Regions from separate parts of the Mus musculus genome. Here region 1 is linked to region 2. The links are chromatin loops, found by intact Hi-C in ENCODE. Cell type or tissue: left cerebral cortex. All regions are shown on one strand. Each heading gives the region's core, and the rest is flanking DNA. Links, peaks and the distances in the headings are about the cores only.

Region 1 (8,340 bases), core at 90-8,089, 120 kb after region 2:
TCTTAAATGTCTCTCTCTATCCTATTGATTTTTGATCCTCTGAAGGACCCTGACTAATATAGTTGAGATCAGCATGACTTTTTCGTCAATACCACTTGTCTGTCAAATTCCAGACACTCCCACACTGTGGCCATGTTGGGTGAAGAAATAGTAGCTCATAATATTTGTGAGAAACCCTCCAAGTAATAATAATACAGTTTTTACAACTAGCCAGCTTCAAAACAAATACCAGAATGATTCTGTTTCTAAACTTTCTCAAGCATATCAGAGTGTTGTTGGAATTTACCCCATCATGCCAGGCTGTCATACAAATAACCAAACAATGTATGCAATTATCCATCATGACCAACCATCACAGAAGCCCATTTACTCGGTCCACCCATACTTCCTGGGCACCTTCCAATTCAAAGTCTCTGGCTCTTGGATTGTGAACATAGTTAGAATTTCCCACTGGATGGAGAAATTCACCTGTATTTCTGAAACAAGAACAAGAGACTCAATCAGGAAACAGTTCGAAGATCAGGAAGTGGGTAACATAGCAGTACACCTTCTTTAGAAATTTTCCAGGGAGGCCCATTTTGCTCAGGAAAGTAGGGAAGTTAACAACTTCAAATGACCTCTCAAGACACTGAACATCCATTTTATACTCAGGGAAGTCTTCAATGAGCTACAAGTATGTAATTTAAATTTTTAACTTACTTAGCAGTGTGAATATGGAGAAGGTAATTGCATGTCACCAATTTAGAAATGTCAATTGGAAGAGAAGTTGTCCACATCCCTATGGCATTTCATAGGGAGCCATTAGATAGTAGGAAACTTCTTTATAAATATGTAAAGAGACGAGACTAGGGCTATTTCACGACACCGTTTATATTTAGTTGCCTCTTTTATTCTAAAAAAAAAAAAAAAAAAAAAAAAAAAGGTAACACTGTTGCTGTTTAGAGCTTAAATACAGTCTCCAGTGAATGCAGAGGAAGTGAACAAGCCATACCTCTAAAATGACCAACTAAAGCCAATTTTTAAAGCTCTTCAAATAATGCTCTTTTAAAGGACCAGCAGTGACTTTTGTTACCAGAATAAGCAGTAGTTAAGATATTCTCTCAAGTTAGTACTAGCTGTCCACAGAGATGCTGGATTCTCCCTAGAAATGGAAGGGTTCAACCAAGTATGGAAATAGAATGACTGATTTTACCTTGACCTTGTTCATGGCCCCAACACAGATGGGAATTTTAATAAAATATAGTTCGAATGGCAACTGTTATTAAAACACTAATCTGTATGGAAAGAAAGTCTCTGTAACTGAACTAATGAGTAGACATTTTCAGGTCTTACATTCATTTCCTCTAAATTTCAAAGGGGACATCAGCCTTGGCAGAGGCAGCCTTTGGCTCCTCAAGGGCTACCTTGCATGGTGCACTCGAAGTGATTTCAGTCTGCCTTCTCATCCAATCCTGGTTTCCACAGCACTAGTGACAATTAGCTGTGATTGCAATGGCAGCCATGCTGATGGAGACTCTGGGCTGTTTGGAGTTGGAGCTGAAATGACTATACTCATTTCTCCAAAGACCATGGACCTTCAGCGGGTAATGGCTTTTTATCATTAGATTCTGAGCTGAAATTCAGCTGATAAACTAAAGGTGAACTGTTCTATTCCCCATTACCCTGAAGCCCAGCATGGTAGTTCTTATTTGTGTCATGATCACTCCCAATACATTCTTTATCAAATTTATTACCACTTGAAGCTTAGAGGACTTCCTCAGTGCCAGCAACAGTTTTTTTAAAAGCCGAAGTAAGGTGTGTGTGCCTGTGCACATATGTGTGTGGTATGTTTATATGAATGCACCACATGTACATGAGGGTGCATATGCACATGTGCTCATGCATATGGAAGCCATAGGCTGATTTCTCAAGCTTTCTACACCTTAGGTTTTAAGACAAGCCATCTCACTGAGCTCAGGGTTTACTGTTTGACTACACGGACTGGTCAGTGAGTTCTGCAGATTCATCCGTGCTGCAGAAGGGTTATAAACATGGGCCATCATTCCTGGGCTTTTATTTAAGAGTTCCAGGGATCCCACCTCCAGTTCTCACGCTTGTACAAAAGATGTTTTTACCAAATGAGCTATCTCCTCATTCTAGGAGCAAATTTTGAAAACGAAAAGAAAAACTATAGAGAGGGTTATAACTTTAATTTTTTCAAAGCCTACTTTTAATGATGGTTCTTAATTGCTTTAACCTCCTTTCTAGCCAACCACCCACCATGGGTAGTGGAAAAGAAAGTTACTAGGATATGGGCGAAGTGGACCTGTTTAGAAATAGTTCTTTGGAGCAGATCCCATCTGTGGTGGCAGGAAATCAGCAGTTCAGTTCACAGGTCAGCAGTGGCAGCTTGATCCACTTGCAGACACTTCCTGGACCAGCGGTCCAGTTCAGTGGTGTTAGGATAGCAGTATGACCTAGGAGGAACAGGCAGGCCTCAGCTGAATCTGCATGACTCAGCAGGAGACATTGGGACCAGCAGGAACACTAGAAGTTCACTGCCATGCCTCTCTCAGCGAAGTAAAGATCAGTGAAGACGAGAGACCAAGAAGCATTGTACAGCAAGATCTACCAATAAGCCTCTCTCACAGTCCCTTGAGTCCTATTTATAATCCCTCCAAGCACCATGTGTCCTTAATGGGTCTTACCTCATCACATGTCTTGCCTCAGCATGTGTGTCTGTCTTAGCAAAACTCCACGAGAGTCTGTCTCAGCTGACATCACTTTGCCACTTGGCCCAAGTCCAAGGAAGCAGCAAGATGCTGCAAGCATACCACCAGTTTTGTTTTTGTTTTTGTGTGTTTCTCTCTATGGAGTCCCAACAAATGGAGCTCAACTATGCAATATAAGGTGGACCACTACATGCCTGTTGTTATCAAAGAATTCTTCATCATGTGTCTTTTCATGTGCTTGCTTTAGAAGAACATCCTTTCACCTGTTTCTGCTTCAGGAAAGCACACCTTCACATTTGCCCTAGCAGAACATCATCCAACACAACTGACTCTCCAAAGAACCCTTAAGTTTCCACTTTAGAGGGTACATTAGCTTACACTGTGTGTGTGTGTTTGTGTGTGTGTTTAACTGAGAAAGATAAAATTATGTATATGTCAGTTATAGCCAAAAAAAGTCAGGCATCTTGGCACAATATTTTCCACTATAGTACAGTTTATATAACTAAGAAGATTATAAAACTTTTATTTTGCATCTCAGCCACTTTTTCAGCAGTATATGTAAAGTAGAAGCATAAATATATTGTTTATTTAAACTAAGCCTTTGATTGTAGTTCAGAAGTTCAAAGATTACTATAGAAAGTTGGTAAGTGGATCCCTGGGGCAATAGGAAACAGGTTTTTAAATTTTATTTATTTTATTTTTTGGATCCCATAAGACTCATTTCCAAACCCTATGGGGTTTTATCAAGCTGAGCTTTGAGTATCCTGATCTTTTCAGACTCCAATTAACTTATGCTGTTCTTTGGGTTTTAATTCTGCCCTGCCTTGCTCATCTCCAGCGAGAAGAAAACTAACATTGGAAACATGGTTTAAGCAAAGTGGTGACTGGGAAATTTCTTTTTTCAAAGGGGGGAATTGGGTTCCCAAGGGAGAGAACAAACATCCTAAGCTACTTGGACTACTACAAACAGAATCTGTGATAATGTCAAGAAGCAGAATATGGGGCAACAAGAAAGGAGGACACCTACCCAAAGAAGCAGAGGCAGCGTCTGGCCAGCCCGCTGAAAGTGAGTACATTTATAGCTCTGGGAAGAGCTGGCAAAGATAGCTTTCCTTTCCTGTCCCTCAGCCTTTCTGCCCGGGTCCACAGCTTTGTTGCACTCATTCTGTTCCTGTCAGGCAATTCTGAAGCCATTGAAAGACGATTGGTTTTTGTTCCTGGCAACCCGTAGCCACAACCAGCAAATTTAAACTCCTGGCTAGCTTCAAAGAGCAAGAGAGAACAGGGGTATCCTGCGTCCATGTGGGAGGGAGGTGACTCTGAAGTTTTCATAGAGAAGATAACCATTGCACATGGGCAGGCCAAACAGGCCTTGGAAAAAGGCCTTAGACTTGAGTCAACCATGAGTAAGAGTCTATGAGCACAGTGACTACAGCTAGTTACACGCTTAGCAAGACTTAGACTAAACATTGTGGCCTGTGTGCTTTCTCTGGTGTTTATTATATCCCATTTGTAGAAGTATCCATAACATTTTTAGAATTTTTCTGTACATGCAAGTTTATAACATTTCATTTCTATGCATGCAAATGGCCAACGTGAATCAGTGCTTACCCTAATACCCATCACTGGACGAAGCACTTGTCTTCTCTTGGTTTAATTTTACAATTGTAGAAGAAAATGCCTCATTCCAATGCTTATTTGTTGAAATAGTGTAGAGTTCTGTCATTCAGCTGATGTGAAAACCAAGGATAACTTGCCTTGGGGGTTATGCAACTAATAAACTATGGCATAATTCCACTCAGAGGTATTTTTAGGTCCCAAAGCCACGTTCTAAATCCTTACCCAGTAGAATTCTGAGAGCAAAGTTTCAAGTCTAACTCTGCTAAGCCTCAGACTCCACAGTTGGTTTAATGAGAGGTTAGGATGCTATGACTGGCCAGTTCTGGGATGGTATGGTCTCTTGAATCAAAGCTTGCTAACTTGGCAGAAAAAAAAAAGGAGTGTTCCTGGGCCTCCTCCACCCTGGCAGCTCTGCTTAAAGACACAGGGCATGTAAGGTAGTTTTGCTCTTGATAAAATGAGCCCGAGATCTATAAGCTGGCCTCAGCCTTTTGGCGAAAACTCTGAATATATGGTAACCTATATCTATATTTTTCTTCAGATACAGTGAGTCTTAGAATGTCTACCTTCTTAGAAAAGAGTCTCTCTCTAGAGTTCACGTACCAGCAACTACCTCTTTTTTCTTTTCCTATTTTTGTTTTTGGTTCTGTGGCGGGGGCTTTTTGCCTTTTCTTAAAACAATAATTCTCATAAGAGATGTAAATACTCTTTTCCCTCAATAATCTTGAGGCATGGGTTCCAGGAAGCTCATGAATACCAAAACTCATGGATGCACATGTCCCTTAAGACATATCTGCATATAATCTACAAACATCATCCTATGTTCTTAAAACTATCTCTAGATTGCTGCTAATATAGATAGTTGGCATATGATTTTCTTTAGGAAATAATGACAATGATGAAAAGGGCTTGGACACGGTTCATCTAGACCTTTTTCTCTCAATATCTTTAGTCTGTGCTTAATGGACTACGCAGGTACAAAACCTGTAAATACTGAGGCCCACATCTGCATGCTGCTACCATTTCCTCATCTCTCTCTCTCTCTCTCTCTCTCTCTCTCTCTCTCTCTCTCTCTGTGTGTGTGTGTGTGTGGGGGGTATGTCACACATGTGAGAATAGCATCCATGTGAAGACCAAGAGTTGACATTGAGCATCCCCCTCAGTCGTTCTCTCCTTCATTCACTGAGGCAGAAACTCTCATTAAACCAGAAACTTGGGATTTGACTGGTCTAGCTACACCTCTAGCCAGCATATCTTGGGGAATCTCCTTACTTCTCCTAAGCTAGGGATTATAGGCAGATCACCATGCATGCCCAGGTTTTTAAAAATCATATGTATTGAGGAATGCATGACATGTGTAGGTGTGGGAGTCACAGGTTGACCTGCAGGAGCCCATTCCTTTCCTTCAACCAACGATGTGGATGCCAGGAATCAAATACAGACAAATACTCTATGTATTCAGTCGTCTCTCCAGCCACATGCCTCCCAGTGTTCTTTTTCAATCTGCTCCAACTAGGTTTCCACTGTCAGTCAACAGAAACCTCTCTTGTCAAGCTCTCCATCACCCTCCATAACATTCTTCATCTGGCCTCTCAAGAAGTGAAACTTTAGTGGTAGGAAATGGAGAAATATAAAACAACTAATGAGTACCTAAAGACAAAAAAAATACATACTTATGGAAGGTCTTAATTGGAACTCAATAGCTGAATGTTAAAAGTATGAGTATGTATATTTTCATAAAGTCTCTTACTCTTCCAAAAGTCTCTTTTTATGGCACTGCTATTTGCTGCATTAAAAAATGGCAGTTACTTAGTATATATTTTACTTCAATAAATATACCCTCCCATTTTACTACTGCTCTATCTAATTGGAATATACACCAAGAGTATGTGAAAATGTTTAAAACTACCTAGACCAAAGGGAATCACAATGGTTTCTAGCTGCAGGAGTTCATCTGAATTGCCTTTTCCATATTCAGATAGGAAGACAGGTTAGAGAGTTAATAATGTCTGCACTGACACATAGCTGCTAAGTGGACTTGGGACTAGAAGCCATTCCTCAAAATTTGAACCCAGAGTCATCCTATTATAGCATGCTTCTTTGGTATATCTCAAAAGGTTAAAAGATTTGACACAATCACTGTTCCTCTGACTAGTCAATGCATGGTACTGACAAAACTCACTAATCTCTCTTCTTTAATCTGTCTGTTTTTAACCTGCTATGGGTGTGTTACTAGGCATTTGGCAAGTGGTCCCACATCATACTCTAGGTATGTCAGTTATAGTAATTGGGACTAAAAATGTCTTACCTTTTTAAAGAATAGATCATACTTAAAGTTACACTAATGATAACACTATTTTTATTCATCTGTAACACGCTGAGTAGCATGTACTATGGGAAACGGACTTAAATTTGGTAGGCTAGGAACTTGGCCTAATGGCCTTGTATTTCAACCCATCATCCATATTTTCCCACAAGCATGGAATGTCCACATTTAACTGTCACCTTCATGTTCAGCAAACCAATGCCTTTGAGATGATTAAGACACCTAGGAGACACTCTCACATTGCTTGGGTCATCTGGTTATTAAGCATACTAAGGGAAAAGCAGAGATTTCTTGAGAAAAGGAAACGTTGGGGATTTTCCTAATGCTCTTGGTGGGAGGACCAGTAGAGGACAAGATTTTTCATCCCACCTGGCCAAGAGCCAGCTGAGCTACCTACTAGGGAGACAGCATCACTGTGAAGTCAAAAGTTACCCCCCCCCCCCGAAAAAGCAGAGGTTGGGCCCAAAAGAGACACAAACCTCCAACCATTTCTCAAATCATGGTACCACACTGAACATTATGATAGGTTGTCTCTATATTCGTACCCAATTTTTTTCCACTATGAATTTAGCACTAACAAGGGAGTTGAGGGAGGTGCTACCACCTCCACTTTCCTGCAGGCCACAACAGCAGGTGTGCTGATTTTCAAAGGAAAGTGAAATATTTGCCAAATCATTTGGCACACTCAAACTCCAAATGTGCCAAATTACCTGTCAAACTTAAATGGCCTTTTAAAAAGAAAGACAAATGGCCTGCCCACCTTCATCTGCATGGACCCACACTGCCATCCAGTGGCTCATTGTGTCAGTCACAATGGGGCTCCATTGTCTTCCAGGGTTTGGATCCAAGCTGAACACCCTTGTCCTTGGCATTGGCTCCTTCTCTACTCAGAGCCTTTGGGGCTGAAAAAGATGCAATGAGTTGCATATAAGTTGGATTAGAAGAGAGTTGGTGCCAAGACTTGGATGTTTTGCCCATGGCATCTAAAAAGAGCGTAAGCTGCCTGTAGAATTTTCCAACCAACAGATATTCAAGTGTCTTTCTTCCACATAATCACTGACCAAGAAAAAAAAAAAAGGAAAGAAGGAAGGAAGGAAGGAAGGAAGGAAGGAAGGAAGGAAGGAAGGAAGGAAGAGAGAGAGAGAGAAAGAGAGAAGAGAGAGGGGGGAGAGAAACCCATTATCATACACAGGTGTCTGCGTTTAGCCCTATAAGCACCTTTCCCTCATGGATAACTAGGCCAAGCAGCACATGGCGATCCATTTTATTTCCACAGTGCTTATCTGTAAGTCCTTACTTGTCTAAGTTCTCCTTTAAAATACCCATTTTAATGGGCTGAACTTATCTCTGCAGTGAAGGTAAGGAGTTCCAGCCATATGAGCTTGTGGGACATATATAAAGAAGAAGAAAGTTCATAGAGGAAGGAGAAAAATGAGATAGAGAGGCAGACTCTGTAGGCTTAGATTTTTCTAAAACCTACTTTAATAAGGGTTCTTAAATGCTTTAACCTCCCTTCTAGCCCTCCACCCACCAGAGGTGGTGGAAAGGAAAGGTTAATAGAGCAAAGGAGGATGTGGACCTGTTTAGAAATAGTTCTTTTGGGTGATTCCAATCTTCATTGTCAGGATATCAGCAGTTCAGTTGACAGGAACCAGCAGCAGTAGCTTGATTCACTTGCAAACA
Region 2 (8,340 bases), core at 192-8,191:
TGTCCTGAGGGTTTGATTGGGACTAGAAGATATGCTCTTAAGACGGCACACACATGGCTCCTGGTGGGAGGCTTCAGGCCACATGCATCTCCCAGCAGAGACAACAAAGAGCCCTGACAACGTGGCATCTGGCTTTCCCCTGGCTGAGTGATAAGAGGAGATCCAGGAGGGAACCCAACTCACATCCAACCTTTTCTGTTTGTTAGAAGCAAGTCATTAATACTAGCTCATTCAAGGGGAGGGTAATTAATTTCCACAAGTTGAAGGGAGAAGTTCTGGAAAATGCTTGAACAGAAATGGAAAACAATTCAGCTATCATTTACTTAAGCATAAAGATGATCTTGATGGCCAGGAGGCATGCATTTGGGAGAGTAGGGACTTTGAAACTATTACCCTTCAAGGGCTGCACTGTCAGTGGGAGAATCCCACTCAGGGAGAGCATTTGTCTTCCTGGGCATTAGCCTTGAGAATCTGTACTCAAATGCACACTACCACACAGACTAAAACCTCCAAATGAAGAGTGCAGCAAAGTAATGTCTCTCCGAAGAGCACAGTCATTAAATAATTACTAAATTTCAAGGAACTTGAGATAATAATCAGAAATCACTGTTACAAAAACACAGCAAAGTCAGCCAAGATGGCTAAGAGACAAGAAGACAACTCGAAATGCTAAGCTGACTCCACAGTTTCATCCACTGGGATGACATTGACCTGGGATTCTAGACAACACTGTTACAATAAATAAATGTGTGTGTTTCAGATGGTCCTTTAGCAAGACCTTGGTGTGAGTCTGGAGAAAGTAGCTATCGATTTAGCATCTGGACTGTAGACAAAAGCCCAAGAGCTACTTCAGGAAAGCACGAGATGAGGGAGCACAGAGAGTGAAAGGGTAAAGGGCAGTGTATCTGTCCTTCAAGAAGCCATAAAACAAGCCGCGGAAGAGTTGTGCTGTGCTTCCTTTGGCGGTTACAATGGCCAGCCATGGTTTTGTTCATGTCCAAGGACCCATGCTACTGCCCTTTATCAGCCATGGTGACAAACAGCAAAGGAGGTAGAAGTGAACTTGAGCCTGTGACTTTCTACAATGTAACTGCAAAAATTCAAATTCTGGATTCAAACTGAGCTTTATTTATCATGCTTGTTTGTTTGTTTTTAGACAGGTTCTCATTACAGCCCTAGCTTGCCTGGAAATCACTACATAGACCAAATTGGTCTCAAAAAAAAAAATCACAGAAATCTACCTATCTTTGCCTTCAAACTGCTGGAATTAAAGGCATGCACTTCCAGGGCCAGATAGGTTATTTATTTAGCGAGAATTACTATGCTGATGATATTAAAGGGGAAGGGATGATCTTGGGAAGCAATATAGTTTAATTTCTGATTTTCAATTTTAAAATTGTGTTTGTGTTTGGGGGTGGAGAATGGGGTATGCTGAAACAGTGGTGTGGATATGGAATTTAGAGAACAGCCTGTAGGAGTCGATTCTCTCTTTCTACCACGTAGGTCCCAGAGTTCAATCTCAGACCATCAAGCTTGGTGGCAAGAACCTTTACTTGTGGAACCATCTCCCCCCTCCCTCCACCCCGGTTTCCTAATTTTAAAGTCCTAGTAAACCAGGACCTATAATAAGAATCACTGGAACTAGACCCAGTGTCATGCTGAAAATTTCCGCTGTGAGGTAGAGGAGAGCTAGGCAGTCACCTAAAAGCATTATCCCAGCCACAGTCTTCCCACGTGGAGTTTTGCAAATCTGATGGCCCAAGCAGCTCACCCTCTTGGTTAGAAAACCATGGTCAGCCAGGACTATTGTTAGACAGACCTGTATACTCAGGGGTCTGTAGGCTCATTGAGGGAATTGGATCTGCTATTTTTTGTTAGTTTGGAGAGTTGATCACATAAGTAGATATTTATTGAGCATGCTCGGTATGTATATCTGATCTAATATTGACATTGGTTTGCTAGCTGTACTGCCCAACGAGAGCAGGCTATTGCTAGGACATTGCATGTGCATAGTTCCAAAGTATTTGCCCAAACTTGGCCATCTCTCTATTTTAAATGATCATGCTTTCTTTACCTGAAATTGAAAAATGGTGAGGGTAGTGCATTAGTAACTCATCTTATTACTGTGACAAAATATCCAAAGAAAGCAACTTAAAGAGGGAAGGGTTTCTTTCATCCCACAGTTTGAGTGTAGAGTCCATCAAGACGGGGAAGTCCTAGGGGCCAATAGAGTTACTAATCGTTGCGTCTAATCGTTGCGTCTAATCGTTGCGTCTAATCGTTGCGTCTAATCGTTGCGTCTAGTCAGGAAGCAGGGAGAGATCAACACTGAATCTCAGCACACTCTCTCATTTCTACTCAGCCTTGGGGTGGTGATGCCACAGTTAGGGCGGGTCTTCCCAACTCAACCCAATTAAAAACAACAACAACAACAACAACAACAACAACAACAGCAACAACAACAACAACAACAGCAACAGCAACAAAAACCTCTTTCACAGACATTCTTAGAGGTTGGTCACTCAAGCGATTCTCAATCCTGTCAACTTGGCAGTCAGTGCTAACCATCACAATGCGCATGCCTTTTGCCTGCGTGCCTTTTGGGTTTCATCCCAGAGTGTGCTTTGAGAATGCTGAGTGTAGTGAGATCATTTGGTATGCTTCATGCTCCCTGCTTTTGCCTACTCCCAGTCCTGGGAAGGATAAGACAGCTTTTCATTAGGAACTGGGTCCAGCCAGCTGGAAAGCCTGGTGAGCAGGTTACATAATGCCAATTACCTCATTAGTCCCCCGTGTTGTTTCTGGAACTTCCTCTTACGTAGAAGCCCCATCTCATCTCAGGCAGCTTGCAACTAACTAGACAACAGTTTCGTTTTGTAAGTGGTGACCTGGACCTTGCTTTCTTGGCATTTATGCCTAGGGTACGGCATGAAGTCAGAGTGGAATTTTCCCAGCCTCTTGTTTTCTTCCAAGTGCCGATGCCTTGGCTGAGGACTGCAGAAAATTTGGATGTGACAGGAAATGCTGTGTGGAGGGACGGCGTGCACAGTCTAAGAGAATGTGCTGTATTGGAACCAAAACACGTTGAGCATAAGGTGCTCCGTGCCCTCTCTGGCAGCTCTTGAACTGCTGGTCCCATTCCTCCAATCCTGTCCTTTCTGTCCTTCTGGCAAGGATGTTCTGGTGTGTTCTCCTAGTAGCAAGGCAAAGTTCTTTTTACTCTAGATGCATTTGCCTGGTTAAAAAAACTAAAGCCCCAGTGAGTATACTGGGATAGACTTTCTGATGGGAAACTTGCATTATATCAAAAATCAGTTCTATTTAGGTGCATTTATACAAAAGAAATAATCACATTCATTCACAGAGGGTTAAGAACAGGGATGTTCATTGTGGGACTGTTCAGATAAAACTAACAGGATTCCAAAGTTTAATGAACAGGACCAAGCAATATCTATCCTCCCATACTCCTGGTTTAGAGGAGGTTAACACCAGGCTAACAAAGGAGCTGAAGAGCTCCCTTGAAAATGAAATGTCTGAAAGCCTTATTCTTTCATTCATCTTTAAGTGTGTTATGTGTTTGCATGTGTGTGTGCATAAGTGCACAGGCCAGTGGCTAATATCTGTTTCTTTCTCAGTCACTCTATATTAACTTTTCAAGACAGGGTCTTTCATTGAACCTGGAGTTCATCAACTCAACTGGACTAGCTGACCTGTCAATAGGTTCTGGAAAGCCGGCACTGGGAGTATAGGCACACACTGTGCCTGTGATTGGAAAAATTCAGTGCTGACACCACAAATGTTCCAGGAAACTGAGATGGTTGATCATCCTACCCTTGACTCAGGATGTGTGGGCAGATCTTCACCGAAAAAATCTATGTAAGAATCACCAGCATGTGTAACTCAATATTGGGCATACAGGACTTTGAGCAATTTTCTATGGGACTCGACCTGAGGACAATGAGGAATAGGCTTTCCTTTTCATTCCAGAGGGTGGTGAGAGCTATAGAAACGGCTGGATTTGAAGGCCATTGATGGCATTGTGGTTACATTAATGTTTAGAACAGATTTTCCAGAGCCTCGTGACACAGGTACAATAGGAACAGAAGCTCAGCCCACAGAACTTCCAGGGGAACTGCCAGCCTTGGGGACATGTGGCTTCTCAGGGAACATTCAGGAGCCAGGACCTATCCCTGGGCACAGGCAAGGACTCCTGGGAATACAAATATTTAAGAGAAGGAATAAAAATGGGAGCTGGGTCTATAGAGACATTAAAACTTGAGAATCAAGATGGCCTTATTTGTACTTATTGACAAGTAAGACATGAGACAACCAGGGCATATTTATGAGTAATAAATATAATATAATAGAAGATACGTATGGTATTTAAAGTCATTTGGAATGAGTTTGAGAGAGGAAGTGTGTGTGTGTGTGTGTGTGTGTGTGTGTGTGTGTGTGTGTATGTGTGTGTGTGTATCTGTCTGTCTATCTGTCCTAGGACTCAAGCTTAGGTCTTCAAGCTTGGCAGCATGCACCTTTACCTGCTGAGCCATCTCAACAGCCCACTTCTTTTTTTAAAATTTTATTTATTTTTTCACTACACTAGATCAGTAACCATTACTCCCATTTTTAAAGGTACAAAAACCGAGACTCCTAGAAGCTTAATAATTAACATGCTGTATCTGTGGTGCCATGCAGTAGTATTTGTTATCTTAGATTTCCCAGCCTTTTGTGTTCCTGGTTCAGAATGGCAGTAGTCACGCAGACATTCTGGGAGAATACATACATGCTGGCACAGTGTATTAGCATGCTATTCCACTGCTGGCTGATGGCTCAGACAGTGGCAATGAGAAGACAAAGAAGCCCCTCTGCTTGTCAGTGGCAGCATGCCTTCACTGTTGATGAGAAGGCTTCTCGAGCCTGGAGCTGTGTACTTAACAGAAGCTCATCCAAGTCTCTGTGGCCTGGGTAATGGACCAAAAATCAAGCTCTTCCTGGGAGTTTCTAGTTCAATCAAGTCAAATTACATGAATCTCCACGTTCAGAAATGCATTTATTTTACAGTGTGATTGAAGGAATACTGTTGGTCCTGAGTTTTTACGAGCTATCCTACATTTCTCGATTCCTCAAAATATTCACAGAAATTTACCTGATAAGACTTAATTGCAGTCAAGCTGTGTAAGGTACTTGTTCCATCAGGGGAACATCAGAATTCAGACTGATGTCGCTCCATGGAAGCACAGAGAATGTCTATGTAAAATGGTACCCGAGGAATTCTTCAACATATAACACTTCGTTGTATGAACTACAAATCAGGACACAGCAGTTCCAAAAGAAAAGACTTGTGCCCTGTCCCCAAATTAGGATGGAGGAGAAAGGAGGGAGAAAGGGAGAAAGGGGGAAGGGAGGAAGGGAGGAAGGAAGAAAAAAAGGGAGAGAGATGGAGGGGAATGAGGGAGGGAGGAAAGGGAGGGGGAGGGACAGAGGGAAGGAAGGAAGGAGAGGGAGGGAGGGAGAAAGGGAGAAAGGGCACTGAGAGCGTAGCCATCCATATCAGGCATAGCAGCTCTCACAGCTGTGGGTCACTTTCCTCCCTACAAGGTACCAATTATATGTCAAAATTTCTGTTCTGCTATATATATATATATATACATACATATATATATATATATATGAAGGAGGCCTGAGAGGCATGCAAACCAAAGAGGATATCATATATTAACTTAAATTCTTTCAATGATGATGCTTTCTGGAGACAGAATCCTCTTTCAGAAGTCTAGGCCTAAAGTTTTGAGAATCCTCAATGGGAGACTTGCAGGGACAGATCAGTGGGTGAAGTGCTTGCTATGTAAGCATGAGGACCTGAGCTTGAATCCCAGCACCCACTTCAAAGCTGCGTGTGTAGAATAGATTTGTAACCTCAGTGCTGGAGAGAGAGGGGGGAGTGGGAGAAGACAATGAATGACCCTATCCCCCAAAATAAGGTATCGAGCAATATAGGAAGAATCTTGATATCAACTTCTCTTCTTTAACATATGCAAACACACACAGACACGTACACGCACACATGACCCTGTCCCCCCAAATAAGATATCTAACAATCCTTTCCCCCCAAAATAAGGTATCCAGCAATATAGGAAGATGCTTAATATCAACTTCTGGTCTCTACATAGGCAAACACTCTCTTTCTGTCTCCGTCTCTATCTTCTTCTCCCTCTCTCCTTTAAAAGTGATTGATAAAAACCCAGAGTTCTCTATTAAAGTCTCTTTGAGATAACCTAGAAACCTACAGCAACTCCAGGTTAGACTTAGCACCTTGGAAGCCATGAACTTCTACATTTAGGTAGCTGCTTAGGGTTTCTTCCTAATGCTCAAGCTGGCTTTGAACTTCTAGATTCGAGTCACCTTTTCATCTCTGCCTCTGGGGTAGCTATGACTGGAGTGGGTAACTTTCTCTTCTCCCCAGTTCCTGTTCCACTCCTCTCCCTCTTATTTACCTCTTGGAAATACGGCCTGATCTTTCTATCAAGCTCTTCAAGGATTTCAGAAGATTAGAATGAATAGCAAACTCAGCAATGAGCTATTCCAACTTCCTCACTGTAGAAGGGAGGCAGCTGGACTCATAGTAATTGTGAGATGTTTCTGTGGTACTGAAAGGACTATCTCCAAAATAAAACCAGCATGGATGGGGAAATGGCAAGGTTCTGAAGTTACAGAGCTTGAACAGGAGTCCCGGCCCTATCCTTTGCCCGGTGGCCTGGGGCTTAATTGCATAACTGCACCGTCTATAATGCCATCTATAAATGGAAGCTAATAAAACATACATTAGGGTTATGTGAACTAAATGGGAGCTAAAAGAATGGTTGGCCGAGTAGGATGGACATTCAATAAACTCAATTTCCTGTCTTTAAAAGACAAGCTATAAAAATAAGTTAAATATCTAGGAACTTTCCCTCAATTTATTTCAGGACACATGTAAATGAGACAGCACTTCAGTTCTGAATTGATTTCTGCATTTTTTTTCACTTGTAAAAACCCTGTATATCTTCAGGAAATCTCCCCAAAGAGAATTTCCAATAATAAGATGATCCAGGATTCTCAGGCTTTCCTCTGGGTATCTGGGAAGTGTTGTGGTAGAGCAAAGACCTCTTTGACGTGGGCCCTCAGAAGGGAGTTGGGGATCCCGAGGATAGGCCTCATAATTGGTAAGAGTTGCATTGTAATCGCTGAGATGCAGATGGAGTGCCTGGCCTGGAATTTGGGGAACTCTCTACCATAGTAAAATGTTGTGACTATGATCTACAGCCCGATCTGGGACCTGAGAAAGAAGAAAGAGGAGATCCTGCCATGATATAAACCTCACTGCAATCACAATAATATGCATTTGCATGTGTGTTTATGCACATACATCCCGAAGCACAAGGAAAGAGATGTTGTCTAAAACAGTAAATGACTTGGACTTCAAGGAAACAAACCATTCCAATAGGGCCCCCTCCCTAGAGTTATGAATAGATGAAGGAGAAATTCAGGAGGTGTAACAACATGTCTCATCCTGATAAAGATTTGGTACAGCTTGGAAATTTTTATTTGTGAAATTAGCTATGGAAATCACAAAGAGACAGTGCTGGTAGACTAGGGAGTATTCTGAAGAGTGTGAATATAGGGTTTGTTCTATGGATCAAGATGGGGGTGAATTAGTCTCTGTGTTCATGAAAACTTGCACCTCGTACTAAATCAGGACAGTGCGGGAACATTCATCAGCCAATGTCAGACACAAAATGGCACAAAGAAGACAGGAGCCAACCAAGCAAAGCTACAGCTTTGCATCTATTTTGACTTCCCTTTTTGCACAGTGACTTGAGTGACAATTTAATAGCAAATCAGGGCTTCACAGATTTGGTGAAAAATATGGAAAATAGTATTTGCTAGGGCACTATCATATGCCAAGTTCTGCACTTGATAGTCACTATAAGTTAGGTGCACAGAGGAAGCTAAGAGATGTAAGACTCTTAAAACAGTAAAAGAAGACCCACAATCCATCCATTATAGATTTCCAGGAACTTGCTTCTAGACTAGCACATAATTCTCCTAGTACCTTCATACAGAGATGAATCCGTACGCAAACTGTCCAGGCAAAAATAACTTCATTCAGTCTAGGAAATGAGCATTGGAGAGATGAAGAAAGGTTTGAATGAACCATGTCAAGTAACTCAAGAGAAGGCTAGTGAAAGGTGTTTATGAAAACATATTTCATGGCACTTTGGGAATCATGTCTGGGGACTCTACTTGAAGACTGATGACATCATGCTGGGCTAGAGTCCTGCAGGACTCTGCAAAGCATTC

Evidence for each region. A loop is a pair of places that touch in the nucleus more often than their neighbours do. Peaks named below come from ENCODE experiments on the same cell type or tissue, not always from the same donor. Only the 100,000 strongest peaks of a DNase experiment are listed, where the experiment ranks them.
Region 1: it touches region 2 in a loop (8-fold over the local background); 4 of 42 quality-filtered maps call a loop at or near these places.

Annotation. Positions count from the first base shown.
Region 1 is chr13:107,324,994-107,333,333 of GRCm38, reverse strand. It overlaps the pseudogene Gm2736. Among named protein-coding and RNA genes, the nearest start is that of Gm31715, 120 kb to the right of the region's middle. In left cerebral cortex, for the core only: a CTCF peak has its summit at 7,441 (motif pointing left); DNase peaks (open chromatin) are centred at 3,812 and 7,437; H3K27ac peaks cover 502 bases.
Region 2 is chr13:107,444,386-107,452,725 of GRCm38, reverse strand. No RefSeq gene overlaps it. Among named protein-coding and RNA genes, the nearest start is that of AI197445, 21 kb to the left of the region's middle. In left cerebral cortex, for the core only: no CTCF peak of the experiment used is centred there; DNase peaks (open chromatin) are centred at 2,781 and 3,936; H3K4me3 peaks cover 725 bases; H3K27ac peaks cover 1,054 bases.